Linked DNA regions of Homo sapiens: region 2 is linked to region 1. Evidence: chromatin loops called from intact Hi-C (ENCODE). Cell type or tissue: CD14-positive monocyte. All regions are shown on one strand. Links, peaks and the distances in the headings refer to the core of each region. The heading gives the core; the rest is flanking DNA.

Evidence for each region. Hi-C counts contacts between places; a loop is a spot of excess contacts. Peaks named below come from ENCODE experiments on the same cell type or tissue, not always from the same donor. Only the 100,000 strongest peaks of a DNase experiment are listed, where the experiment ranks them.
Region 2: a loop joins it to region 1, with 2.3 times the contacts of the local background. A loop is called at or near these places in 2 of 110 quality-filtered maps.

What each region holds. Positions count from the first base shown.
Region 1 is chr17:63,267,338-63,282,932 of GRCh38, reverse strand. It overlaps TANC2 (tetratricopeptide repeat, ankyrin repeat and coiled-coil containing 2), which reads right to left. Exons shown (of 28, transcript NM_001394998.1): 9 at 15,060-15,185. Among named protein-coding and RNA genes, the nearest start is that of CYB561, 170 kb to the left of the region's middle. In CD14-positive monocyte, for the core only: no CTCF peak of the experiment used is centred there; DNase peaks (open chromatin) are centred at 3,722, 4,002, 6,772, 7,382 and 1 weaker place; H3K27ac peaks cover 1,950 bases.
Region 2 is chr17:63,182,674-63,198,268 of GRCh38, reverse strand. TANC2 (tetratricopeptide repeat, ankyrin repeat and coiled-coil containing 2) reads right to left here. Exons shown (of 28, transcript NM_001394998.1): 6 at 4,130-4,278. It also overlaps the pseudogene DNAJB6P8. Among named protein-coding and RNA genes, the nearest start is that of TANC2, 220 kb to the right of the region's middle. RefSeq lists an enhancer at 15,271-15,595. In CD14-positive monocyte, for the core only: no CTCF peak of the experiment used is centred there; a DNase peak (open chromatin) is centred at 6,458; H3K4me3 peaks cover 1,652 bases; H3K27ac peaks cover 2,511 bases.

The DNA.
Region 1 (15,595 bases), core at 3,409-11,408:
AAGAGAATGAAAAGAGAAGTCATAAACGAGGAAAAAATATTTGTAAATCAAGTATCTGTTAAAGGACGTGCATCCAAACTAGATAAAAAAAGTTTCACAACTTAAAGAGGATGTTCAGATAGCAAATAGGCGCACAGGAAGATTTTCAATATCAGTTACTAGTAAATCCAAATTAAAGGCGCAGTGAGACATCACTACATAGTAGTAGAATATCAAAAGTTTAAAAGATTGACCACGCTGTGTACCAACAAGAATGGGGAGGAACTGAAACTCTCATACATGGATAGTGAGAACGAAAATGATACAACCACTTTGAATATCATTTTGCAGTTTCTTAAAAAGTTAAACATATACCTGTCAGATGATCTAGCCACCTACTCTTAAATATTTGATAGAATTCAATGGTGAAACCACTTGATCATGAAGTTTTATTTGGTGGATGGTTTCTGATAGCAGGTTCAATTTCTCAAAGGAAATAGAGACCCTGAGATATTTTATTTCACCTTGTGTTAGTTTTGGTAAGTTGTGCTTTTCAAGAAATTTGTTATTTTCATCTAAGTTGTTGCAGTTACTGGCATATATAATATCTCTTTATATTTTCTTATTATCCTTTCTATGTCTGTAGAATGTGTAGTGATATCTCCTCTTTCATTCCTGATATTAGTAATTTGTGTTTTCTCCCATTTTTCTTAAGCAATATTAAGATTCATAAATTTTATTTATGGGGTTCATAAATTTTATTTTTTCAAATAACGAATTCTGGCTTTGTTCATTATTGCTAATGTTTGTCTATTTCTTACTCCACTGATTTCTGCTCTTATCTTTATTATAATATTTCCTTCCTTTTTACTACATTGGGTGTATTAATTTCTTAGGGCTGCCATAACAAGTTACCACTAACTTTGTGGCTTAAAACAACCAAATTTTATTTTCTCACAGTTCTGGAGGCTAGAAGTCCAAAATCAAGGTGTCCCTAGGGCCATGCTCCCTCTGAGGCTCAAGAAAGTTTTTCCCTCTTCCTAGTTTTCGGTAGCTCCTATAAATCCATGGTGTTCTTTGGCTTATACAGCTCTATCACTCCAACTTCTGCCTCCAAATTCACATGGCCCCCTTCCTTGTGTACTTCTGTGTGACTTCTCTTCTTTTTAAAAAATACCGTCATTGGATTTAGGGCTCACCCTAATTTAGCGTGATCTCATTTTAATTTAATTACACCTGCAAGGTCTTAGTTCCAAAAAGGTCACGTTCTTAGATTCTGGGTGGACCTGAATTTTTGGGATACATTATTCAATTACACTGGGTTTAACAGATACATTTTAGAACCTCTGGATTCTGTTATGTTCCTCTCAAGTATGCTGATTTTTGTTCAAGTATGCTGATTTTTGTTCAAGTTAACTTAGCCGGATTCAAATTCTCTTCGGTTATAATAAGCAGCTGAAAAGTTCTTTCAGCTTCTGGGTGTTTCTTTATTTGCAGAGCTTATTAGGATTTCTTCTATACATATATGGTTCAGTAGTCAGCCAAGGATCTGGGGCAAGGCTTACACACACATTTTGGGACCTACCGCCTCTGCAGCTCCCTTTCTTTTAGAAATTCCTTGCTAACTTTCCAGTATTCTGCCAGCTTTGGGATTCTGTCCTTTGATACTTCAAGTAAGTAAAGCTGTGGCTTTCTGCCACCTGAAGCCATCCACAGATTGGAAAGAGTCCTTAAGCAAAATGCTACAAACTTGAAAATACAAGTTTGTCCTTATATTCCAAATATAAGTTTTGGTCCCTATATTTCAAATGTAAACTCACTTCCCACTTCCATCTGCTTTCTGCCACTCTCCAGTGCCTTCAAATAGTTATTTTTTGTATTTTGTTCATAATTCTTAATTGTTATCCATGGAAGGCTTAGTCCAAAAAGGCAATTCTTCCACTAACAAAAGCTGGAATTCAGACATGTTTTTATTATGGCTTTAAAATGCTTTAGCAAAGTGCGCATTCATTTGTCAGGCCAGAGGTGCCAGATGATGATTTTACCTCATTAACTCTGAGAGGAATATTTTTAGCTTAAAAATTCTCAGCAAGTAGTTCTTACAGTACAGCCAGTATAGCTACCTATTTATAGGTAGGTGTTAGCCAAAGTAAAAAAGACCTACTGAAGTTCCAGAAGCATTCAGCAGAGCAACCTGTCCCTATAGATCAGTATTACATAAAATCTACCTAGCAATTTTTCTAACCCTATCAGATTTCTGCTAATAAACAGAATCAGACAAAGAAGTAACAGATGTATTTAAACAAGTCATTTTTAGTGGAAAGAAAAAAGGGAGAAAGCAAGAACAAAAGTGACTAAGCTAGGAGACAGATATTTTCATCATATCTTAGTAATTAATTACTACAAAGGATGGTGGGAAGGACTCTTAAAAAAGCAACTCTTTTAAAAAGAGGAGGGAAAGGATCAACCTTCACTATTAGCAGACATCCTCAATAATTAAGAAGATATGATATTTACTTGGCAGCCTACAGTCTATTCTATATAGAGAGTAGGTCAATACCTAAACTGAATTAAAAAAAAACTAGGTTTTACTTTTTTACCCAACAATTAAAAAACATATCTGGGGTTTAGTTTTAACTATTTAGACTGAAAAGTACATTTCATCCTGAGATTTGGCAAATCTGTGAAATTCGAGAGTGTAACAGAATCGTGGAGAGGGTAAGAGAGAAATGAACTAAGTTAGATCTGGATTCTAGTTCATGGTTTATTATTCTATTACCCTGGGCAAGTGGAATTAACTGCTTTTGGAGGCAGTTTCATTAAATGTGAAACAAAGGACTTGGATGAAATCTTTAAGATTCTTTCTTAGTGCTAAAAAAAGCTTTACGTGAATCAGATTTTAAACATATGAGAATTGAGTGATACTGACTATGAACTAACCATGACTCAAATGTTATTTCCCTTGTTCCTTCACAGAATCCCTTTGCCACTTCATTTCTCCCCACTTCCCCATAATCTTTCGTAAAAAACAGGGTCAATGAAGTCAGGCATGTCTCTGAAAAGAACTCTCTAGAGCTGATGATTCTCAATCTAAGACCTTTCTAGAATTTGATCTAAAACTTTTATCTCACTCATAAGACATAGGGGAATAAAAGTTAAAAATGGGTGGGGGGGACTCCTTGGGAACAATCAGTTTATTTTTGAAAACACTATGTTCCTTGTTGAGGTGTCCTTTCTGTACAGTGCTCACCAGTGAGGATTGCTGCACCTAGTCTAAGACTTTCAGTCCTTTGAAAACATTATGTGATATGACAGGTGCTATATAAAAGCATGGGGTTTCAGGAGTTTAGTATTTCCTAGCAAGGCTTAGAGCTTTTTCCTTTTACTAGATCAGCTACACTCTCTATATATCTTAATTTACCTCTCCTTTGGGTCACAATCCTCTGTTTCTAATTTATAGCCCCTAAGATCATTTAACCACAGGTATTATATCAGGGTAGGTTATATGCTCAGACATAACAACTCTGTGACCTTTTGCAAATTACTTAACTCCTCTCTCCATCTTGATTTCTTACTCTGTAAAAGGGGATACATATACCTCATGGGGCTGTCATGATAATGTAGTTATTAGCATGAAACCTGGTACATAGTAAATGCTCAGTAAATGCTAGTGATGGTCATGCTTTCATCCTGTCTTCCCATTCTTGATGACGAACTCTGCTCAAGTCTTTTCACTTTACACATTTCTCAATCACTTTCAGGAGTCTTGGCAGCATCATGGACTTCCCCTCACCTTCACGTTTCAGTGCCATCTGTTGCCTACTCCTGATGTTTGTTCTTCCATAGGGGGAGAGGCTAATTAAAGCACAAAGCTACCCTCTTAAATTTTTAAGTGAATAGTACAGCATGGCTAACTATAAGCACAATGTTGTACAGCAGACCTCTAGAACTTTTTCATCTTTCATGATTGATACTTTATACCCATTGAACAGGAACTCCCCATTTCCTCTTTCCCCCAGCTCCTGGCAACCACTATTCTACTTTCTATTCTGATGGTTACTTTAGATGCCTCATGTAAGTGGAATCATGTCATATTTGTCCTTTTGTGACTGGCTTACTTCATTTAGCAGAATGTTCTCAAGTTTCATTCATATTGTAGCATATTACAGGATCTCTTTTCCATTGATATATAGACCACATTTTCTTGATCCATTCATCCTTTAACATTTAGGTAGTTTCTGTCTCTTGGCAATTGTGAATAATGCTGCAATAAACATAGGAGTGAAAATATCTCTGAGACCCTGATTTCAGTTCTTTTGGAAAAATACCCAGAAGTGGGATTGCTGGATCATATGGCAGTTCTATTTTAAATATCTGATGAACCTCCATACTGTTTTCCATAGCAACTGCACCATTTTACATTCCCACCAACAGTGTATGGGGTTCCAATTTCTCTACATCCTCACCAACACTTGTTATTCTTTCTTTTTTTTTTAAATAATGGCCATGTTAACAGGTGTGAGGTACTATCTCATTATGGTTTTGATTTGCATTTCCCTGACAATAAGTGATATTGAGCATTTTTTCATATACCTATTGGCTATTTGTATGTCTTCTTTGAAGAAATGTCTATGTAAGTCCTTTGTCCATTTTTAAACATTGTTTTGTTGCTACTGAGTTGTAGGAGTTTCTTATATATTCTGGATATTAACTCCTATCAGATACATGGTTTGAAAATATTTTCTCCTATTCCATAGATTGCCTTGTTACTCTGTTGCTTCTCCTTATCCTTCTCCTTAAGACAGGTCCTCATTCTGTCAGCCATGCTGGAGTGTGGTGACACAATCATAGCTCACTGAAGCTGCAGCCTTGGACTCAAGTGATCCTCCTGAGTAGTTGGGACTACAGGCGTGTACCACCGTGCATGGCTAATTTTTAAAGTTTTTGTAAAGACAGGTCTCACTATGTTGCCCAGGCTGGTCTCGAATTCCTAGCCTCAAGTGATCCTCCTGCCTCAGCCTCCCAAAATGATGGGAATACAGGCACGATCCACTGTACCCGGCCTGTTACCTCTTTTTAAGTACTAAAAATACTGATGCCAAATACTGATGACTCATCTGGCATAGAAATAATTTTAGTCTTTGTTTTTTTTTTTGCTGAATTAATAAAATTCATTAAGCATTGTGTTGGCATGTTCTTATACATTATCTTACTATCTCTGTTCCTTTAGTTCTTTTCCATTACATGTTCCATTTCATTGTCCATCTGGCAGTGTCTATTCTTTAAATTTTTTTTTTTTAGCTTTTCTTAAGTATCAATGAGTTAATTTTAAAGGTAATAAACTGTAACTTGTTTTCTTCAAAACTGCTTTTAAATGTTGCTAATTTCTATTCCTGCACACTAACTGAACAAGGATGCTGGCAATGATAACTTAAGACAGAGAAATGACATGATTCTGAGCTGCATTTTAGAAAGATTACTTTGGCAGCCAGGCATTATACTGATTAGATGACAGAAAGACCAGAGAAGCAGAAAAGATAACTGATGGGTCTTCGGCTTAATACCGGGGTGACGAAATAATCTGTACAACAAACCCCCGTGACACAAGTTTACTTATGTAATGAACCTTCACACGCACCCCGGAACCTAAAATAAAAGTTAAAAAAAAAAAAAAAGAAGAAGATGGAAAGACCAGAGGAGGGAGGCAAGCTAATTAGCAATATTGAGAATGGAGAATATGGAAAGAATGTGAGAAACTCTGTGAGAGCTGAACCCTCAGGGTCTGGTCCTGACTGCATATAGGAGATAATGTAGATGGTGCTTCAATGCTGACTCCAAGATTTAAAGCTCAAGTGAGAGGAAAACTGAAGTACTATTTAGGAAGAGAGGAGTCGAAGCTGGTTTGGGTGAATGAATCAAGTATCCTCTCTGACCACAGCTCCTGCTGAAATATTCAACAGTCTTTGCCATCTCCAATACCGCAGAGTACAGAGTATCTACCATAAGCCAATGTACTGCTATTACTGTATTACCGATTGCTTTTTATATTAAGTTGTCTATGACATAGTTTCCTTATTACCACTACTTAAAGAGTTGTGAGGATTAAATAAGAATATGTTTAAAGCTCTAAGCACTGTGCCCACAAAGAGTAAGAACTCCAATAAATGTATGCTATCACTTTTACACCTTTTGAAGAGTGTCTCACTGTTAACATTTGTCTTAGTGTTTTAAAAAGTCCATTGCCTTCTATTAATGTGGGGATAAAAAAGGGGGAAGGCTTATTTTACTCTGAAAAAAATCTTACTTTGAATCTTTGAATAACTTCCATATTAAATTTCAGCTTTCTGACATTGGTCTTATGGGAAAACATTTGTTGAGAAAAATCTGCAGTCACTGCTGAGTGGAATTTTCAGAAAGAGAACAAAGATCTTTGGAGAACAGTTAAAAAAAAAAAAAAAAGAAAGGGAAAACCCAATTCTCCCAAAGGTTGCTGCTTTTTTATATGCTTCCTCACATTTAATACCTGAAAATGTAGAGAAAACATAAAACAGTAAAGGTTTTAAAATAGGAAATATTTGATAAAATATTTATAACTATGGCAATACAGTTGTTTTAAGTATTGTGCTCTTAGAGTGTTGGCTTTTAAGGTGATATACAACATTTATTTTTGGGAATATAAAAACTGGGTATTTTAATTCGTTGAAATTTAAGATAAAACATTTTAAAGTGAACTCTCATTGATGAAATAGCCTTTCGTTTGTGGCCTTAAAATGAAATCATCTAGTTCTGTAATTTTATGAGCATCTGGGGAAGTTATTTCACAACAAACCTTTTATATACTACAAGATTAAAAAACTTAGATCATTTTACTGAATTACAAAATTTTTTTGCAAAGTCTTATCTAAGTAAATTTATTGGCATTATGGTTACTTTAATAGACCTAGTCACTTTTGAGGAAAATAATAAGATTAATTGGGAAGTTTATTCTTTAATTTAGATCAAAACATCAAAATAGGTTAAGAGTGTGTTATTTTTCTTTACTGCACTCAAGGCATTTTAAAGTATTTCCAGTGAGATATCTTGCAGAGTTAGATGTCATGATGAGAGTTTTGTTCATGTTACTTCACAGTCTTCTCTGCAGAAGAGCTGGTTGGGGGTGAGGGGAACAACCTCATACAACTAAAACTTACAATCTACCCATATAATATTTACTATAGGAAGTTATGTGCATGCAACCTTATCCTTGGGTTTTGAATCTACTTAAGAAAATTTAATCTTACTTGTAGGGATGAAATAATGAACAATGAGGTAGAAAAGACTGATGGAAATATTCCCTTGTAAATGTGAGAGCCAGCCAGGCAATGATCAAGATGACTAAGCAACCTCAGGGATGTGTGACTCAGTAGGCTAATGTAAGAGCATTTAGCTTCATGACATGCATCTTAGTCATCATCATAAAGGATTCATTGTTTCAGAACAGTACGGGACTCATAAATGGTGTGAAGCACAGATTTGATAAAAATTAAATTTATTGCTTTGATAAAACCAAGTTAACTGTGGCAGGGCCAATTTCACATAAATTCTGCCAATGAATCAGACTATCATTTGTACATATGCCCTCCAACCTAGTGTCTATTAAAGTAGCTAATAACTAAACACAAAGCCTCTGAATGGCTTTTTATGTAATGAGATTTAGTAAAAGTTCTAAGGAAACCACCATATATTGAGAAATGAAGTTTTAATTAGCAATATATAATTTCTTCAAGTAGAAGAGTGTGGTTGTAACTTAAGACCAGGCAGGTTAGGGTCTCAATATTAATAATTTGTTGTTAATTTAACCCACGTAGCTACCATTCAAAGTCACTATGCTACAATTTGCCTTGTATATTTTAACTCCTCCTGGTTCCCTTTATATAATCCATCATAAGATTTATTACATTTATCCATAAAAATAAACTATTTCTTCCTTCCTTGTAATAGGCAGCAAACTTAGTTTCTATCTTTCTCTGCGGAATGAGAGAGCTTTCATTAAGATGATCAGAAAGAGTGGACATTTTCAGGTGGATAATTTTTAGCATAACTCCACATTAACCTAATGGTGATTAAATTTAAAAACATGAAGCCAAAAATAATTAAAACAATTTTTTTGAGACTGTTGCCCAGGCTGGAGTGTAGTGGCACGATCTTGGCTCACTGCAACCTCCACCTCCCAGGTTCAAGTGATTCTTAAGTCTCAGCCTCCTGAGTAGCTGGGACTATGGGCCCACGCCACCATGCCTGGCTAATTTTTGTATTTTTTTAAAGTAGAGATGGGGTTTTACCATGTTGCCCAGGGTGGTCTCGAACTCCTGACCTCAGGTGATCCCTCCACCTTGGCCTCCCAAAGTGCTGGGATTACAGGTGTGAGCCACCATGCCTAGCCTAATTTTAAAATTTTAAGTTAAAAACTTTATTAGTTAAATTAATTCAAATTAATATCTATCAAAGACATTAGGCTTTGGGACTAGAAAAGGCGCTTGTAGTAGGTTAGCTAGCTATATACTCTGTACTAGTACACAATCTTCTATGACTTTTATCATTAGTATTCAAGCTCTTGGATGGTTGACAGCTAGGAATCTGTTAAGTTGCTTTGGACAGTTGACTCACATGACCTCTCCCCCGTTGGGCCGGGTTTCTGGAAATATCAATTTTTGTAGAACAGTTGTTCAAAACAGCTGTCTTGAAGAGTGAAAAAAAAAAAGGACTTTTTAACTAATGAAGCAATGTTGATGTTAATATCCCACTTGGAGATGTTATCCCAACTTCTGCTTCAGCAGTCAAAAGACTACCATTATCATCAAACAACTGCAGTTACTATTAAGGCACCTGTTAAATTAATTATGCCTGTATTGTTAAATCATGTTCATGAATAACATGTAACCAGCTCTCAAACTACGCATTTTTGCACTTTTGTAAATAGACTGATGGACCTTGAGGCATAAAGCTTATCTTCAATTACAATGACATCCTCTAAACTAGTGGTTTTAAAAGTGTGATCTGCAAAATCACCTGCAAGGTTTAAGACACGGCTTGCCAGCCCCATTCTCAGAATTTCTGATTCAGTAGGTGTGGAATGGGGCTAAAGAATCTGCATTTCTGAAAACTTCCTAGATAATGCCACTCCTGCTGGTCCCAGGACCACACTGTGAGAGCCACTAAGCTCGCCTACTGCAATAGTCTCAGTGAGAGGCAGTATTGAAGGAGGTGAAAAGTAGTTGGATTTGGGAGCTCTTTGGAGGTGTAGAGCCAACAAAACTTGTTTTTAAACATTGTGATCCTAAAATAAAATAAAAGCGTCATCTGGGGATCCCTAGATTCTTGAGATATGTTCTTGGAGTTTGCAAAGTCAAAACTATATTTACAGTACTAAGAGGTTATTTGCCTTTTTCCACTCTCATTCTTTCACAAGTGTACAGTGGAATTTTCCACAGCTTACATAACTTTAACATGTAATGGGTCTATTATTTATAAAAAAATGAATAAATGAGTTATTTCAACAATCCCTATTATTATTTTAAAACATTATTTTAAACAAAGTATATTTAACATATTATTTTTAATTTCTAATATGATAATATCAATTTATCCCATATAAATATAAGCTCAATAATTTTTTAAAAATGAGACAGGGTCTCCTTCTATCACCCAGACTGGAGTGCAGTGGAGCAATAATGGCTCATGGCTCACTGTAGCTTTGGCCTCACAGGCTCAAGTGATCCTCCCACCTCTGCCTCCTGAGTAGCTAGGACTACCACCATGCATGGCTAATTTTTAAATTTTTTTGTAGAGACAGGGTTGTTGCCTAGGCTATGTTGCCTATGTTGCCTAGGCTGGTCTTGAACTTCTGGCTCAAGTAAGCCTCCCACCTTGGCCTTCTAAGGTGCTGGGATTACAGGGACAGCCATAGCCGCCTGTGTAATTTTTTTATGAGTATAAAAGGCTCCCGGGACCAAAAAGTTTGAGAAACACTGCTCTTAACAGAATAGTACAAGATTCTGCCTATATGAAGTTCCCAATCAATGCATGGCTTGTCACCTCAAATGTTCTTTGGACATACATCCAGAGGATATTATTTCAGACACTCTCTACACTTGAAATCAGTCAGTCAATAAACTTAGTTATCTACTGGGTATACTACAGTGTATATAAGCATTAACTACCATCTCTAGGATCATTTAAAACCAGAATTGTGATTAAAAAACTATTTCAGAATAAAATACCTAGGAATACAGTTAACCAGGTAGGTGAATTATCTCTATCAGGAGAACTTCAAAACACTGCTCAAAGAAATCAGAGATGACACAAACAAATAAAAAAAATTTCATGCTCATGAATAGGAAGAATCAATGTCGTTAAAATGGCCATACTGCCAAAAGTAATTGGTAAGATTCAATGTTATTCTTATCAAACTGCCAATGACACTCTTTACAAAACCAGAAAAAATTATTTTAAAATTCATATGGAACCAAAAAGAGAGCCCAAATAGCCAAGGTAATCCTAAGCAAAAAGAACAATGCTGGAAGCACCACACTACCTGATTTCAAACTATACTACAGGACTGCAATAACCAAAACAGCATGGTACTGGTACAAACAGACGCATAGACCAACCGAACATAATAGAGAACCAGGAAATAAGACTGCAAACCTACAACTACCTGGTCTTCAATAAAACTGACAAAAACAAGCAATAGGGAAAGGACTCCCTATTTAATAAGTGGTGCTGGGATAACTGGCTAGCCATATGCAAAGACTGAAACTGGATCCCTTCCTTACACCACATAAGAAAATTCACTCAAGATGAATTAAAGACTTAAATGTAAAACCCCAAACTATAAAAACCTGGAAGACAACCCAGGCAATACCATTCTGGATAAAGAAATAGGCAAAGATTTAAAGATTTCATGATGAAGCCACCAAAAGCAATTCCAACAAAAGCAAAAATTGACAAACAGGATCCAATTAAACTAAAGAGCTTCTGCACAGCAAAAGACACTATCAACAGAGTCAACAGACAACCTACAGAATGGGAGAAAATTTTGCAAACGATGTCTCTGACAAAAGTCTAATACCCAGCATCTACAAGGAACTTTAAGTTAAGAAATTTAATTAATTAAATTTAAATTAATTTGTTAAGAAAAAACAGATAACCCTATTAAAAAAAATGGACAAAGGACATGAGCAGTCACTTTTCAAAAGAAGACAAACATGCAGCCAACCAGCTTATGAAGAAGAGCTCAATGGCAGAACACACAGACACAGGGAGGGGAACATCACATACTGGGGCCTGTTGGGGGATGGGGGGGGCAAGGGTGGGAACAGCATTAGGATAAATACCTAATCCATGCGGGGCTTAAAACCTAGATGACGGGTAGATAGGTGCAGCAAACCACCATGGCACATGTATACCTATGTAACAAACCTGCATGTTCTGCACATGTATCCCAGAACTTAAAGCAAAATTAAAAAAAAAAAAAAAGAAAAAGAGCTCAGTGTCATTGATCTTTAGAGAAATGCAAATCAAAAGCACAGTGAGATACCGTCTCATAACAGTCTGAAAGGCTGTTAATAAAATGCCAAAATATAACAGATGTTGGCGAAGCTGTGGAGAAAAAGGAACACTTATACACAGTTGGTGGGAGTGTTTTCCACAATCAGTTCAACCACTGTGGAAAACAGTGTGGCAATTCCTCAAAGATCTAAAAATAGAACGGCCATTCAATCCAGTGAAATCACTGGGTATATTCGAAGGAATATAAATTGTTATCATAAAGACACATGCACACATATGTTGACTGCAGCACTGTTCACAACAGCAAAGACATGGAATCAACTTCAATGTCCATTGATGGTAGACTGGATAAACAAAATGTGGTACATACACACCATGGAATACCATGAAGCCGTAAAAAAGAACGAGATCATGTCCTTTGCAGGAACATGGATGAGGCTGGAGGCTGTTATCCTTGGTGAACTAATGCAGGAACAGAAAACCAAATGCCGCATGTTCTCACTTGTAAGTGGGAGCTAAATGATGAGAACGCATGGACACATAAAAGGGAATGACAAACACTGGGGCCTACTGGTGGGAGGAGGTAGGAGGAGGGAAAAGATTGGGAAAAATAATGAATGGATACTAGGCTTAATACTTGGGTGATGAAATAATCTGTACAAGAAACCCCCATGACTCATACCTATATAACAAACCTGCACATGTACCCCTAAACTTAAAAGTTAAAAAAAACCTATTTCACAGAACTTGTCAGAGTACTCCTTTAAAATGTATGAAAGATACACCTCTATTCTAAAGTGGAAAGATATACCTTAATGCAGACTAAAAAAGATTTTCAATCATTTCATTACTTTTTTGGGGGTAGTTTCATTTTAATCATAATCAGAAGAAAAATATGTCAAACTGAAATATGACTGTAATTTGTACATTCCTTTAAATAAAATTAGAAAGCATGATGTGACATGTTTTTAAAAATTATTCCAGGAAAACAAATCTGATTTTTTCTGAAATAAAGTACAACATTGTGGATATAATAATCACATATTATAAAGGCTTGCCAAGCAGGTCTGAAGAAACATAAGGAAAGTTTATCTGCCCAAGTTTGCTTTCCTTTCTTGATAATGTGTTTTAAGTCGTATCCTAAGCCATACAATTCATCTGTAAACAATAATTAAGATAACATGTTACTTTTTGAGAGAGGATTATTGTTCAGGGACTCTAAATTCTGAAAATTCTGAATTAAAGTTATTACTAGTTTTAGTATACTTTACACTGCTAAGTAAACACCTTGCTTTTTATGGATCAATGTACCCAGCTGGATGGCATGTTCTAACCGTTTAGACTGCTAAAAGGAAAGCTCTTGAAAAATAAAGATGACTTCAAGGAACTGAAATACTAACATCATAGCATCTTCATCAATGGACAAACTCCAGCCTAAGTATTAATGTAAACAATAAGTTAAGACACTATTTGCAAGGAATATGAAATTAGTATTTTTAGAAATTCAATATTCAGTCAGAGCCCTTCCTAAAGATTTAGGTGAGCTTTGGGAAAATCTTTGAATGTGCTTTTGTTGTTTCACTGAATGCTTCGGCTGAAGATCAATGCAATGGAAAAGATCTTTGTTGCATTCCAGATAAAACTGGTATTTGTAAACATCAAGCTCACCAGAATGTATCTGTTAAAGACCTTATTAAATCTTCAGATACTACAAGCAGATAGGTACTACCACATATCAACAGAACTCAATATAAAGGTTTCCCAAAAATTTCACTGCTGAAATCTGTCAAATAATTTTGTTTTCTATGTAGTATAACATCTATTATTCAATGATTAGTAAAGCAGAAAATAAAGTCAACAATGTCAGTATGTTTTTTAGTAATAAGATGGAAGATGATGCCAATGTGGCAGATTTTCAATCAAATCTGAAGGTCCATATAGATCAGTAGTTCTGTCCAATCTTCTTTATTACGGCTGTGCATTCTGGTCGGGGCGCAAATCAATTATTTGGTCTCTTGATCAACTTTATTCAGACTTTAGATGTAATTAGTCTAAAATAGTGCTTGATATATTTCCATTTTCTGGACTGTAAACACACAGTTGCATATGCCATGCAACTGGTATATGACAAACTGAAGAACTGGCAAGCAGGATGGACAAAAGGACTGGGAACTAAAAGTATGACTGAGGCTATCAACTAACTGCTGTTGATGGGAGGTATGGTAATTGTTGCAATACAATCAATTATTTTAAAATCCTGTTTGCTTAGCCATCACTGAAAAACTGTTAGCATAATGATGTCTAGAGTGGACAGCAGACATGTATAAATTCCTTCCCATGGGAATTGTGCACGTGGCACTATACTGCTTAGAGTAGGGAATAGGACAAGGGGTGAAGAGGAGAGCTAAAGAAAGATGAAAATCATCCGTAAGATAAAATTAAAAACACACTTGTGGTAGAGATAGAGATTGCTAACATACCAGAGAAAGGAGACTATCTGTTAAAAGCTATCAGAGACAGTTTGGTTCATTTTGAGCAAACGAGAGGCATAGAAATACCAATAAGAGGCTCCTCAACTAGACCATCACTGTAACAAAATGACAGTCTTTAAAAAGATCTGGTGCCAGCTTGGAGAAGCATGTAGCATGCCACAAAGAAGGTAAGGCAACAGGTACCTGAGTGAGAAAAGGATAGGTTGTGTAGCTCTTGCTAGGCCAGGATTATAGGCACTTTCTAAAAGACCAAGATAATAAAATATTGCATGTTACTAGAAATGGCCACTAAAACAAAAATGAAAAAAATTCCCTAGCAAAATACAGCCTGAGTATCCCTTATTTAAAATGCTTGGGATCAGAAGTGTTTTGAATTTCAGATTTTTTTGGACTTTGGAATATTTGCATATATATAATGAAAGATCTTGGTGATAGGACTTGGGTCTAAACAAGAAATTCATATGTTTCATACACACCTTATACACATAGCTTGAAGGTAATTTTACTCAACATTTTGTGAAACAAAGTTTTCACTGCAACCCATCACATGAAGCTAGGTGTGGAATTTTCCACTTGTGGTGTCATGTTGGCACTCAGAAAGTTTTGGATTTCGAAGCATTTTGCATTTTGGATTTTCAGATTAGGGATGCTCAACCTGTACATTATGATCAGCACAGTTCACCTGCAATATGGCTAGGGCTGAATCTGGTCCGCAGTCACTTCTGAAATCCAAGATCTTAGAAAGGTTATTTCCCCCATTACCACAGCCCCTTTACATCTGTTTTCTTTCAGAATTTCGAGGAACTAATGCTTCCAAATGTTGATAATTACACAATGCCTGTCTATGAGGAGTACAATGTATTTGTGTTTATCTTTCTCTAGACTCAGCAGAAATGAACTGGTCACATGCTAAAATGGATCATTTCACTTCTTAGGGAGGTTTAAGTAAGTATGGGAATAGGAGACAAAGCAACTTTTTGGCTTTTGCCCATTTCCATCTGTTCCCGGGCACCCTTAAAGCCCTTCTGTGGTTCTAACCTCTTAAATCCTGCTGTGTGCGAGCACCACCCATGCTCTGTCTTGGCATTCGTAGAGAAGTTCTCAAAGGTGTATGTCTCTGCTCATCCAGGTAAGCAAGGTCTTCCAAGTGGGCAGAGCTGGTGGCTGACAAGAAAGAAAAGTTTAGTTAGAATATTTAAGTTCAGAAAATGTCTTTCAGCTAGTCTGTATCTCCGGAACTTTGGAATCAGGGCTTACTCCAGCCAAAAAATATATATGCAAAATATGTAATATATATAAAATACATGTATTTTATGCCTTTAAAAATCCAAATAAGTGGTTTGTAAAAAATATTAACCCTTCATTTCACTTGCTACTTTAAGACAGTACATAATAAACCTGTGCTTGCTAAGAGGTTCTATAACCTTAAACAGAGGGATTAAATATTTCCTATTCAAAAAGCAAAACAAACTAAGCAAATAAACATAAACCCTTACTTCATAAAAGAAATAGATAATGGTAGATTTGAGATTTAAAATGAAAAACAAAATGCTAGTCCAAAAGCTTAAAATGCC
Region 2 (15,595 bases), core at 2,684-10,683, 84 kb after region 1:
AGCCAAGATCGTGCCACTGCACTACCGCCTGGGCAACAGAGTGAGACTCTGTCTCAAAAAAAAAGAAAAAAAAAAGAAGAAAAGTTTTATTATGATAGGAATCTATTACTTTTATAACAACTCATTTCTGTTCTAAGATTCTCATTCTGTTCTTTGTGAAAGAAAATCATATTATATGCATAATATAGACAATGTGGAGGTTAAGCCCAAACAGCACTTACTTATTTTTACTCTAAGTTATTTTGTGCAAAATAAAGCACATATCAGAGAATGTGTATCTTAAAAGCTTTAACTGTAAACGCAAAGCTTAAATATCAAGCCATTTAGAAAACAGAAAATTGTTCATGGCTTATGACTTAAAAGGCAGGCCTCATATTTACTTAAGGAGACTAGTTAATGAGCTAGAGAAAGACAACTATTTATTCTTCATGCTGTAGGCTAAAATGGACGTCTATTTAAGCCACTGCACTTCCTAAACCTTTCAGTGTTTTTCCCATTGCCCTTAATGTTCTCCAGAAGGATCCTAAGAAAGCTCCCAATCTGGATCTCTTAAAGGTCCTACAAATACACAACATAAGAAGCTAAAGAGGAAATTCATAAGGTCCATTTGAATACCTTGGAAACTACTGAAAGAATAAAGGGGTCAGGTGAATATCACTTTCATGCTTTGTTTTTTTTGCAGAAAAATGATGTACGCTGACTTGCATTAGATTCTGTCATTACTATTTTGAGAATATCATCACTACATGATCTGCCTAAGCATAGCAGTTTATCTTTGTTAATACACTGTTTAGCTCAGAAAAAAGTCACCAAATTAACATGACCTCCTACTTCTTCATAATCTTCCTGAGACCAGAAATTCAAATGATCAATTTAGCCACTTTCTTGTGTGGTTCCAAGATAGTTCCAGTGTATATTATACTGCAAGAAGGCTATCATTTAGCTTCATTATTAATATTTTAAATTTGTATAAAGCTTAACAATTTAAAAATATTTTTATATATTATCTCATTTACTCCTTATCAACCTGGTATGAGAGGCATAATGTATGTTATTTCCCCCACTTAAGAAATGTGAAAATGAAACCAATGAAAGTACGAAAGCTATGATGTAATTTCCCCCAAATCACACAGTTCCTGCATATATTTATATACTAACTATACTGCATATTATTTTATACTTTTTATTTATATGACATTTTACAGCTTACAAAGTACTTTCATATTCATGATTTAACTTGATCCTTTCAACAACCCTGTCAGGTGTTATTATTTCACATTACACTGGAACAGTATGGTGTGGCTGTTAAGAGCATAGATTATAAAAGCAGACTGCCTGGATATGAATACCATTCCATCACTTTCTGGCAGTGTGTTTCCATATCTTATTTGAAAATTGGAATATGAATGAACTCTACTACACTGGGTTGTGAAGAAGCTTAAACAAAACAGTGCAAGTAAAACAATTAGTACAATAATTGGTACACAGTAGGTATTTAATAAATGTCAGTTATTATTACCTATGAAAAATATAAAGCTCAGAGAGGTTAAGTGACACATCCAAATTTACAAAATGGTAGGTGGCAGAGTTGGAACTAGAACACAAATTTTCTCCCTCCTGGTTCAATGGCTTTTCTATTACACCATATTGCTTTAATTAAATCAATGATACTACTCATTTACTTAAGATTATGTTATTCAGTAATGTACAAGTAAGGTGCACTCCATAGACTTGTGACTTTATGCAGAAATCACTGTGACATGCGGAATCTCAAGAACAACAAGTACAAATTTTATCATCCAAGGAAATGTAGCTGTGTAGAAATGACAGAGTCCTTGAAAAATATTCGGGTTATAAGATATGACATCAAGTTACCTGGTCATTACTATAACAGTCACATTTTAACTTGACATGAATATCAAGAAATGAAAGGTGAAATAGATGTTTTATTGCTCCCAATTTTAAAAAATCCCTCAACAATATTGTTCCCATTTTTTATTCACAGAGCAGCACAGCATATTGACATAGTTACAATGTAAATTGATTTAAAAAATCATCAGATCTGACATCATGAAACACACATTCTTGTCATAAGGTAAAACAACCCCACAACTAAACATGTAATGTAATATCAGTTAATGGTAAGAGCTATGAAAAAATAAAGTAGAAGCATAGGGGTATATGGATGGGCAGGTGCAATTATTAGAAGAGGAATTAAGTAAGACCTCTCTGAGGAGGTAACATTTAGGCAGAACACTGAATAAGTGAGGAAGTGAGTTATGGGGGAAGAACATTCCAGTAAAAATGAATATAGCTGATGTGACTGGCGAACGACAAGGAGGCCAATGTAGCTGGAGAGCCGTGCGTGAAAGGGAGAGGGGTAGGAAGTGATGTAGGAGAGGTAGCAAGTGGCTAGATCAGGTGTAGCCTTCTGGGCCACAGTAAAGATTTTAGATTTTATTTTAAGTATGATGGGAATACAGTAGAAGATTACAAGCAAAGTGACAGAACTGGATTCATATTTTACAAGGATCACTCTGGTTACTGTGTGAACAGACTACAGGGGGGCAAGAGTGGACACAGAGACCTATTAGGAGACCATTTATTCATATAATAAATACCTACTGTGCACCTAGTAATGACAGTAATGTTCTAGGGGCAGAGGATACGGCAACGGGTAGAATAGGCAAAAATCCCAGCCTTCCAGCCTTACATTCTAGTACCTATTGCAGTAGCACAGGCAAAAGATGACAGTGGCTTGGACTTGGGTATAGCAGTGGGAATAGTGAGAAGGGATCAGATTGAGTACATATTTTGAAGACAGGGTCTACGATTTGCTGAAAGAGTGAACGTGGGTCTGATGGAAGTCAAATGGCTCCAATGCTTTTGTCCTAAGCAAGTAGGTGATACCATTTACTCATATGGGAAACACTGCAGAAGGCACAGGTTCTAGGGAGAAATCTGACATGTTAAGTTTGAGATACATTTTAAACATTAGGTAGAAAATATAATGTGGGAAGCTAAATATACAAATTTCAAGTAAAGGGGAAAAGGCAGGGCTAGAGATAATTTGGGAGTTAAGATAGTATTTAAATAATGTGCAGCTAGCAAAACCAATAACCTAAGGAGTGAGGCTTGAGGACAGCACCCTGGAACATCTGAACTTATCCACACAATATATAAATATATTCAAATAATCCTTGTATATCTCATTGTAACAAAAGTAGTATGTGATATAGACTCTTCACTAATATTTATTAATAAAATATGCAATTTAAAATTAATTTGTCATCTCCTGAATAAAATGCTTCACTATCAGACATTCACGCTGAAGATTAAGATCATACAAATGAATCTGACTCTAGTACTTTTTTTTGCTACATTTAAACTGAAAAAAATGAAAATAGCAAAAAGAAAGAAAACTATAAAATATTTTTTAAATTGTAGATTTTTTTAACTTTCTGAGACGGATACTTAGAAAATCCCCAAATATTTAGATATTGAGTAATACACTTCTAAGTAGCCTTTGAGTCCAAGAGGAAATCACAAAAAAATGAGAAAATATTTTAAATTGGAATAAAAACTAAGTATAAAAAAACTTGTAGGATATAGCTAAAGATGTGCTTAAAAAGAAATATTAGTTTTAAATGTGTATTTCAGAAAAGTAGAAAATCTGAACTAATGATCCAAGTAATCTTTTAGATCCCACTTTCTAAATTATCATTTTGTAATTGATAAATTCCACTGTGGTCACAGTAACTGGAATCTTTGGAAATTTGTCAAGACCTGCTCTATGGCTCAGCATATAACCAATTCGGTAAATAATCCACATGCACTTGAAAAGAATGTATATTCTGCAAATTTGGGGTGCAGTGCTTATATACGTGTCAATTTTATTTGTTGGCTTGCTCGTTCATTCATTAAATCAATCAAAACCTAAAAGTGGCTTTTTGGGTTGTTAAATCTAAGACTAAAGCTAAAAGATTATTCATAAACTGAAGAAATAATAGTGATTATGGAAAGTTAAGTTGTATTCTAGGCCTCAAAAGGCATTCAACAATTGGGATTATTTCTGGCATAATAAGCTGATTCACACCATGTTTCACAAAGGTGATAGCAAACAGCTTACCTGATTTTCATCCTGTACTTCCATGCTGTATTGGTCACCTGGCTGAACTTCTGTGACTTTCTCTCCAAGGAGGAAACCCAGACGAGTCATGAGTGTGTTTGCTGCCTCATCTACAGATGGAGGGGGGCCAAGCTCCTGTTCAGCATCACCTGTAACAAGAAGGCATTGAAGAACATGAATCTTTCAAAATAAAATGGTCTAGTTCTGCAACTATTTGTACATTCACTTTGGTCATTTCTTTAGTTTTCACATTTTAACTCAAAAATTACAAAGTTATGAGGTTTTTCTTGGACTACTCACTCCCAATATAAATTCGCTTCCAAGTAAAAAATTTACACGAATCAAATAAAAATGAGCCAGGGAACTCAAAATGATTATAAATGTGAGGCAGAAAAAAAATTTTACCTAAAATGAGTATCTGTTTATGTTAGGTTGACTTACCGTCCATATTTATTCAGGCTTTGTTCTAAATTCAGAGCATTTAATCTCACCTTGTAACAATCCACAGTAGCACAGATTTTAAAGGACTTTACAAAAATCTTTTTATGGGGTCAGATATATCCATTAGCATTACAAGCATTAACTGAAGTGTCATACGGTTTGATGCCAAAACAACAGCATCACAAAACACAATCATATCCTATTATTTAGGATATTCAGTATTACACAGTAAACCACTCCAAATGCTAAGAAGGTAAGATCTGCATTGTTATTATTCCATTTAACATTTATATCAACTTCTCTAATAAAGTCACAAGCTGGGGGTCAGAGATAGGGTATATGTGTATTTTTGTGTATTAGTACTGAACTCAAGTTCCATCTGTGAAAAATCTCTACAAAACTCTCACTGAATGTATGTCAAGGTAGAAAAACAAGGCTCTATTTTTCCTCTCCTATTATCCTCCCAGAGGCAACATAAATAGATTTCTTTGCCACAGAACAGAAATAAGAGAATCAGTAGGGTTATTTTTATGTTATAAACATTTAGATAACTTATTTTTTTCTCAAGAACAATTGAAAGCTTCTTATTCCTTGATAAAATGAAAAGGCAAAACTGGTCTCTTCAAATTAATGAGTAACACTTTCCTCCCTCCTAAAGGTTAAACTAACTAATCTTTTGCAAATTTTTCTCATTGTAGATTCCAGACCTCTAGATATTCTGGGGCTCTATTTCACTGTCTCCTACAAAGTTACTCTGATAATAAGTGTTTCCTATGTACATGGTTAACAACAGATACGAGAATTTATACAACACGGAGATATAGTCATTGACTTTGAAAAGTTTATAATCTATATGGAAAATAAGAGTATATATTTATTTAGCATATACTTACATAATGCTTATGATGTACAAGTCACTAGTGTAAACACTTTACATATATTAGCTTAACCTTCATAACTTTAGATTCCACTTTCTAAGGTAGAAATTATTACCCTCATTTTACAGATGAGAAAATAGAGGCACAGATACATTAAATTATTTGCTCAAAGTAATAAAACCAGTAAATGGCAGAGCCAGGATTAGAACTTGAGCTCCCTGACTCCAGAATCTATGCTCCCAATGAGCACAACACAGTGTCTTCCTCACTGGAAAGAAATATTACAAATGGTGAGAATGTCTGAATAAGAGATAACTTGTAATAATAGGCATATTGCTCATAGCATGTTAATCTCAATAATCTTAACAAAGCATGTTGTAAACACTAAGTAAGGTAATCGAATGGAGGTTCTTAAGAGACAGATAACTGCAACCCTTTCTACATTACTACTTTCAGTACTTCCAAGTACTAATGCAGAAAGAAGTTCAAGAATTCTTCTGTGAGTGGCTATATTAGATACTGCTACCACACCAGGTCCTTTTCATCTGGTTTGACTGGTATTTTTTAAACCTTGCTAAATCTACTTTTTCTTTCCTATTTACTTACCTCGTCTCAAAATATCATTTGAGGATGACATTAATATATTATCTGTCGTGCACTCTATAACGAAAGAAATCCGATACCAGGTTATGATACGAAAAAACTATCTTTGGCAATTACATTTGTTTTGAACTTTTCTTATTTGTTGATCTTGAGTAAAATTTTACACATTATGAAAGGCCTAGTAGATGAATTAGTGGGGGCTTCTCAAATAACAGACAGGGACCTAATTGCGAATCCCTCCATCTTAAGTCTTAGATTATCAACGGCTGCCTCTGTCTCCTCTTCCTGAAAGTATGCCAGGATTTCTGGTGGAATAAAGTAGAAACAGTAGAGGCACTTCCTTTCTGGTTTCTAGATTACAGACTTAACTGTCAGTAACCTCTTCCCTATTCCACTTTCATTTCCTATTTTAAAATAAATTAAAAATAGTTACTTCTGAAAACAAACAAGGGTGGGGCCAGGCGCGGTGGCTCATGCTTGAAATCCCAGCACTTTGGGATGCCGAGGCAGGTTGATCACTTGAGCCCAGGAGTTCAAGACCAGCCTGGGCAACGTGGTGAAACCCCGTCTCTGCAAAAAATACAAAAATTGGCTGGGTGTGGTGGCGCGCGCCTGTGGTCCCAGCTACTTAGGAGACTGAGGCAGGAGAACTGCTTGAACCCAGGAGGCCGAGGTAGCAGTTAGCCATGATCATGTCACTGCACTCCAGCCTGGGCAACAGAGCAAGATCCTGTCTGAAAAATAAATAATATATTTTTTTAAAAGGTGGGAATATCTGAAATATATTTTGAAGTTGCTCTGTAGGACCAGATGAACAGCTTCTCACTTGCAGGAATTTATTAGTTTGGTGCAAAAGTAATTGAGGTTTTTGCCATTATGGCACCATTAAAGGTAATGGCAAAAACCACAATTACTTTTGCACCAACATAATAGTGTATTCAAATACTGTATGTTGAAACACAAAGCCAGGTCCTCCCCTCCAAACCATTTCATTTAAAATATGCTTAAAATGTCACCAGGTCACGCATTTTCATTTTTTTCCTACTTAGTGTACGTTGATTCTGCATTCTTCCTTAAATACTACCATTTTTCTTCCCTTTTTGTTTCATTTCTACTTCCCACTTGCAAGTAACTGCTACGATAAAACCTCTCTGCCTGCAAAATGAAAATTTACCAGGAGAAAAAAGTCTGGCCAGTGGAATAAAGATAGCCTTTTTCCCCCTCATTACAATTAACAATAGGGCCATTTGAAGATCACTAAAAGGGAGGATTTAATGGAAATAGTGGTAGCTTAAGAGAGAGAAATCAGTGCTAAATTATCAGGGTTATTGGGTTCTTAATTTTTAAGAACAGAGAAAGTGATTTAAAAAAATTTAAGAAAATTCTTTGACATACTTTAAAGATTGTCTGGTCTTTGGAGGCAATGTGTATTTTAGAATGAGTTTCATCCATATTGTGTGTATCAAATCTTCTTTTTTTGCAGGGGGGAGGGTGCATTATGGTTTTCCATGTTCATGGTTTGGAAGACAATTTTGTTATGATATCAATACTCCCCAAATCAATCTACCAATTTAATGCAATCCTTATCAAAATTCCAGCTGCTTGCTTACTCGCTTCCTTTCCTTCTTCCCTTATTTTTGCAGAAATTGACCAGCTGATCATAAAAATTATATGGAAATATAAGGGGCCCAAAATTAAAAAACAACCTTTAAAAAGAAGAACAGAGTTGGAAGACTCACATTTCCTATTTTCAAAATTTATTACAACGCAACATTAATCAAGGCAGTATGGTACTGGCATCAGAATAGACCAATGAAATAAAGAGTCCAGAAATAATACTCTTACATTATGGTCAATTGATCTTTTTTTTTCTTTTCTAGGACAGGGTCTCGCTCTGTTGCCCAGGCTGGAATGCAGTGGTACAACCATGGCTCACTGCAGCCTCGACCTCCTGGGCTCAAGCAATCCTCTTGCCTCAGCCTCCTGAGTAGCTAGGGCTACAGGTATGCACTGCCATGCCTGGATAATTTTTTTAAAAATTTTTTTGTAGAGATGGTGCCTCATTATGTTGCCCAGGCTGGTCTTGAACTCCTGGGCTTAAGCAATCCTCCCACTTCACCCTCCCAAAGTGCTAAAATTACAGGCATGAGTCACCATTCCTGCCTTGGCCAAATGATTTTTAACAAGGATGCAATGACAATTCAATGGGAAAAAATAATCTCTTCAACGGTGTTGGGACAACTGGATAACCACAAACAAAGGTATGAAGATGAAGCCCTACCTCATATATCAAAATTAACTAAAAATGTATTGTGGACCTAAATGTATAAGCTAAAACTATAAAACTCTTAGAAGAAAACATGGTAGTAAACTTTGTGACCTTTGGTTAGGCAATGATTTCTTAGATATGACACTAAAAGCACAAGTGACAAAAGGAAAAACAGATAAATCAGACTTCATCAATATTAAGAAGTGTCATGCTTCAAAGGATACCATCAAGAGAGTGAAAAGACAACCCACTAAATGGGAGAAAATATATGTGAATCATGTGTTCAAGGGACTTGAACCCAGACTACATAAAGAACTCCTACTACTCAACCATAAAAAGGCAAATAAATGAATTAGAACATAGGCAAAATACTGGAATAGACATTTCACCAAAGAGGGTATACAAATGGTCAATAAGTACATGAAAGGATGTTTGACATAATTAGTCATTAAGGGAAATGCAAATCAAAACCACAAGGAGATATCAAGTTATATCCACTAGGATGGGTAAAACAAAAAAGACAAGCAATAAGAAATAGTGAAATTTATTGGAACCTTCATACAATAATGGTAGCAATGTAAAATTGTGCAGACACTTTGAAAATAGTTTGGCAGTTCCTCAAGATGTTACACATAGAGTTACCATGTGACTCAGCAGATCTACTCCTAGGCATATACCCAAAAGAACTGAAAACACACATCAACTTGTACATGAATGGTCATAGCAGTGTTATTCATAACAGTCAAAAATAGAACCCCACTGTCCCTCAAATGGTGAATGGATAAATAAAATGTCATATATTCCCATTAGGGAACATTTGGCCATGAAAAAAAAAGAAATACTGATACATGCCATAAAATGAAAGAACACTCACTGAAAGTATTGTGCTAAGAAAATCAGACACAAAAGACTACATATTGTGTGATTCCAATCATATGAAATGTCTGGAATAGGCAAATCTGTGGAAATAAAAAGTAGACAAGCCATTGCCTAGGACTGGGTTGTGTGGGGAGTGACTGTGAATGGGCACGGGACATTTTTTTTTGGGGGGGGGTGATAAAAATGCTCTAAAATTAGTGGTGATAGTTACACAAGTCTGTAAATATACTAAAGTATCACTGAGGTGTACATCTTAAAAGGATGTATTTTTTGGTATGTGAATTACATTTCAGTATAGCTGTTATTAATAAATATGAAAACCCCATAACAGTACAGATAGAACCATGTACCCATCACCCAGTTTTCCCAAAGGTAACATTTTACATAACCACAGTGAGTTATATGGGAAAATGACACTGGGAGAATACAATTAACTAGACTACAAACCTTATTCAGATTTTGCCAGTTTTTTTTTTTTTTTTTGGACAGAGTCTCACTCTGTCACCAGGCTGGAGTACAGTGGGGCTCAGCTCACTGCAACCTCCGCCTCCTGGGTTTAAGCAATTCTCCTGCCTCAGCCTCCCCAGTAGCTGGGACTACAGGCGCCCACCACCATGCCCAGCTAATTTTTTGTATTTTTAGTAGAGATGGGGTTTCACCATGTTGGCCAGGATGGTCTTGATCTCTTGACCTCATGATCTGCCCACCTAGGCCTCTCAAAGTGCTGGGACTACGCCACTGCACCCAGCCAGATTTTTTTTTTTTTTTTAAGAGATGGGGTCTCAGCTTTGCTGTCCAGGCTGTTCCGGAACCTCTGAGCTCAGGTGGTCCTCTCAAACTCAGCACCCTCAGCACCCTCAGCATGCTGGGAATACAGGTGCATGTCACCCTGGCCAGCCTGATTTTGTCAGATTTTGCCTGCACTCATTTGTTGTGGTTGGGGTTTTTTGGGTACATTTTGTGTATAGTTCTGTGAATTTCCATGTGGTATCATTTTTCTTTTGCCTGAAGAAATTTCTTAGACATTTCTTGTAGTACAAGTCAACTGGTGATAAAGTCTTCCATTTTTTATATGTTTGAGAAAACCTTCACTTTGCTTTCATTTTTGAAATATGTATTTTTCAGGGTATACCATTCTAGGTTGATAGTGTCTTTGTCTCAGTAATTTAAAGATGCTATTCCTAAATTTGAAAATTAAAGAATTTAAAAAAGGATGCTGCCCCACTTGTCTTCTGTCTTGAATTTTTTTTTCAAAGAGAAGTGTGCTGTCATCTTTGTTTCTCCACTGTCTGTGATTTTTCTGACTGATTTTAATAGTTTTTCCTTTATCATTAGTTTTAAGCAGTTTCATATTGTGTCTTAGTGAAATCTTCATGTTTCTTGTGCTTAGGATTCATTGAACTTCTTGTATCTGTGGGTTTATAGTTTTCATCACACTTAGAACATTTCTTCAAAAAACACATATGTGTATGTGTCTGTATATACACAAACACACACATATATGTATATATATATATAAAAAACATAATTTTTGGTGGTTGTTCTCTCTGGGGCAGATTATAACTTTTATTAGCTATAATAATAGCTAGCTATATATGGCAATTAAGTATACCATTAACCAAATCTGAGTAAGGTCTGTAGTCTAGTTAATTGCACATGCCAGGTACTATTCCTAAGCATTTTACCTATATTAACTAATTTAATCATCAAACTGCCCTACAAGGTAGGCAATATTATCCATACTTTACAAATAACGAAAATAAAGCATACAAAGAATAAGTAACTTACCAAATTCATATGGCTAGTAAGTGGCTGAGCCAGGCAATCTGGCTCTAGACCTCAGGCTCTTTACTCCTAAGTTATACCGTCATCTCCAAGTCCAGTCTCTCACCATATTGCCAGGCATCAGTCCCCAGCTCCCCTCTGCCCACTGAATTTGCTCAAAACTCTCAAAATTTCTCAAGTCATCATATCAATTATTTGACCTATATGTTTGTCTCATCCATGACCATCCAGGTGATATGAAGAGGGTCTCATCTTCATAACACAATACACTCCAATTAAGATATGTCCCTAAACAAAGACAGTACTTTCCTTGAATGGAATTCTGTAACTTCTTTAATAATGACGACAACTTTGAGGTATGAGAAACAGATATCTGGTTGTTGAAAAACAATCTCTGTGAGACTGTGATACACAAAATAAATCATACAGCACTCATGCATTATGCTGATTAAAACTATTTAAATTTGTAGTTCTTGGTTTTATTTTGGCTCTTTGTAAGCAGTGTGTTTACGCATTAGGCTACGCTCCCAGAAATCTGGTTGAGGAATATGTCACCATAAAGACTAAGGGATTATAAGTTTTACATGGAAATGGAAAGATCCAAGAATAGTATAGAAGACTCGAAGAAAGCCCGGGTGCGGTGGCTCACGCCTGTAATCCCAGCACTTTGGGAGGCTGAAGCGGGGGGTGGATCACCTGAGGTCAGGAGTTTGAGACCAGCCTGACCAACATGGTGAAACCCGACTCTACTAAAAATACAAAAAATTAGCCGGGTGTGCTGGCAGGTGCCTGTAATCCCAGCTACTCGGGAGGCTGGGGCAGGAGAATCACTTGTACCTGGGAGGCGGAAGTTGCAGTGAGCCGAGGTTGCGCCATTGCACTCCAGGCTGGGCAACAAGAGTGAGACACTGTCTCAAAAAAAAAAAAAAAAAAAGAGAGAGAGAGAAGGGCATACTGCTTAATATCGAGATTAATATAAAGCTAAAGTAATTAAGACACAGCTAGACAAAAGCATAGATAAAAAGGTGGTCAATGGAACAGAGTTTAAAAATCCAAAAACAGATCTCTCTCTATATATAATCACCTGATTCAGAACAAAAGTTTCACTGCAGTGTTTCAGTAACATGAGAGTGTTTTCAAGTATTGGTGACAGATCAATATGATATCCATATGGAAAAGTAAATCCTGTCCTTAAAAGAATAAGTTTCATATAGATTATAGACCCAAAGGTAAAAAGTGAAGCAATAAGTCTTCTGGAAAACGACCTTTTAGTGTAACTTTATGACCTAGAACTAGGTAAATATTTCTTACAAAGGCCCAAAAGGCAACAACCATTAAGAAAAAAGATTGGCAAAGTCAATCTTTTCACCAAAGACACCATTAAGAAGGTAAAAGGGCAAGCCATAGAGTGAGATAACTACTACAAATCAACAAGAAAGACAATCCAATTAAAAAATAGACAAAAGATCTATACAGGATTTACAAAAGAGAATATCCAAATAGCTAATAAGCACATGTAAAGGTGTTCAATATTATTGGGAAATGCAAATCAAAACTCCAATGAGATACTGCTACACATATACAGTGCAGAATGGCACACAAAACAAACAAAATAGCATCTGACAGTAGGGGGCAAAGGAACACTGAAACACTGCTGTGCTGATGGGAATGTAAACTGGTAGCATCAAATTTGGATAAAAGGTTTGGCATTTAAAAAATGTATGGTTTCAAATTTGGAAAATGTTTGCCATTTTACAGAAACCATATGACTCAGCAAGTCCACTACTAGTTGTATAAAAAAAAGGAAAAGTATACTAATAGGTGCATCAAAAGACACATAACAAATGTTCATAAAACTGTTCATCATAGCCCAAGTTGAAAATGTCCATCAAGGCCAAGTGCAGTGGCTCACGCCTGTAATTCCAGCACTTTGGGAGGCCGAGGCGGGTGGATCACTTTAGGTCAGAAGTTCAAGACTAGCCTGGCCAACATGGTGAAACCCTTTCTCTACCAAAAAAATACAAAAACTAGCCGGGTGTGGTGGTACATGCTTGTAGTCCCAGCTATTCGAGCCTGGGTGACACGGCAAAACCCTAGCTCCAAAAAAACATTTTTTTAAAAAAGAAGCCAGGCCTGGTAGTGCACGCCTGTAGTCCCAGCTACTCAGGTGGGTAAAGTAAGAGGATGGCTTGAGCCTGGGAGTTCAAGGTTGCAATGAAACATGATTGCACCACTGTACTCTAGTCTGGGTGACAGAGTGAGACCCTGTCTCACACTCTGTCCCCAACCCCCCCTCCAAAAAAAAAAAACCGTATTACTGAACAAAAGAAGATAGTTTCAAAAGAATACATAGGGCTGGGTGCAGTGGCTCACACCTGTAATCCCAGCACTTTGGGAGGCCGAGGTGGGGGGATCATCTGACCAACATGGCGAAATCCCATCTCTACTAAAAATACAAAAAAATTTAGCCGGGTGTGGTGGCAGGCGCCTGTAATCCCAGCTACTCGGGAGGCTGAAACATGAGAATAGCTTGAACCTGGGAGGCGGAGGTTGCAGTGAGCCGAGATCGTGCCATTGCACTCCAGCATGGGCGACAGAGCAAGACTCCATCTCCAAAAAAAAAAAAAAAGAATACATACTAAATGATTTTATTTATATAAAGTTCAGAAATTGGTAAAACAAATAATTGATGATGGCAGTCAGAACAGTGGGTATGTTTGTAAGGGGAGGATAATGATGCAGAGGAAGCATGAAGGAAGCTTCTGAACTGCTGAAAACATTCAATATCTTAATTTGTGTTCACTTCATAAATTTTCATAGCAAGGCATAACTGTTATTTGCATTCCTTTCTGTATTTATAATTTCTACAAAATTACAAAAAATGTATTAAAAACTTAGGGCACTGACCTTGAGAATGAAACAATATTCTCAACAATACTTGTTTATGCTTTTTTACTCTAAGAAACAAGTCTAGAATTATGAAAAAAACAAATAACACTACATATTTAAGCTATATATTTTAATACTATTTAAGTTGCTCAGATGAGGGATACTAAATATCAGCAAACTTACTACTCTAAACATTTAGATCTTTCATTTAAAGTTCCTGTCTTATAAAGACATAATATTAGAAATCAAGAGATTTCAAGGAAATTATATATGAAATATGTTATGTTTTAAATAGATCTTCAACTAATGAAAACTTTTATCTATTTTTTCCCACTCAGGAAAGACTGCACCAAACACATTTGCATTTCTTTTTTTTTTTTTGAGACGGAGTCTCGCTGTCGCCCAGGTTGGAGTGCAGTGGCGCGATCTCGGCTCACTGCAGGCTCCGCCTCCCGGGTTCACGCCATTCTCCTGCCTCAGCCTTTTGAGTAGCTGGGACTACAGGTGCCCGCCACCTCGCCCGGCTAATTTTTTGTATTTTTCGTAGAGATGGGGTTTCACCGTGTTAGCCAGGATGGTCTCAATCTCCTGACCTCGTGATCCGCCCACCTCGGCCTCCCAAAGTGCTGGGATTACAGGCGTGAGCCACCGCGCCCAGCCTGCATTTCTTTTTTTAAAAAACAAATGACAAAGACTCAGTTTACCAGATTTACTTAAATTTTAAAAAATATTTTATATATTTAGGGAATACAAGTTCAGATTTCTCACATGCATGTATGACACAGTGGTGGAGTCTGGACTGTCAGTGTACCCATCACTCGAATAATGAGTGTGCATTATACGCAGCAGGTAAATTTTCGACCCTCTCAAACTTTAGTTTTTAAATTTCAGCTTAACATTACTAATTTAAACCACTGTCAAAACTAAGTTGCTAGCATTCATCCACAACTAGAAAACATCCTTTATTTATATTAAACTAGAAATGTATTACGACGAATGCATTAATATCTTGCACTACTAAATAGAGAAAAAAATAGAAATTATTTCTGTGGAAGATTCATGCTGCCATGCTGGCAATGTTAACTTCACTTGACAGAAAAAAATAGGAATTATTTCTGTGGAAGATTTATGCTGGCAATGTTAACGTCACTTGACACTACACCTGGCTCACATTTCAGACACAATGGAAAAGCAGATCCATGCTGGTGTTAAGTGTACAATCTTGTCCTACCACTACTCAAGAGTCAAGGTTCAACTAAGAGTATATTTAATAATGAAAGCAAAGTGCATACAGAGATTTACTATTTTGAAGTTTAAAAAAAAGGTCCTATTATGTGGCCTCATCAATAAATTCAAAAGTTTAAGACAAATAGGGACTCCAATGAGCTGTTTATAAATACTCTAGATTAGGCACAATGAAAAAGAAAGTCGAATTCATCTGAAATCTTCAAAGAAATGTTCCTTAATCCTCAATGGTGCTTGTTATAGTTTAACATTTCTGTTCAAATGAGTGTGTTGAGTTACTTGTTATGCAAGGGTAGCAGCTGCTCCTCACCATTTATCGGTAAGCACTTCGACTCTTTCTTGACCCTTTTCAACAATTCTCTTTGTAGTGATTTTCTGCCATCAACTATTTTAGGTATAAGTTGATACAAATTTGAAGCTGCCCATGGCACTACCACCAAATAACATGGAGGAAAATGAAGTGAGGCCTCCATGACC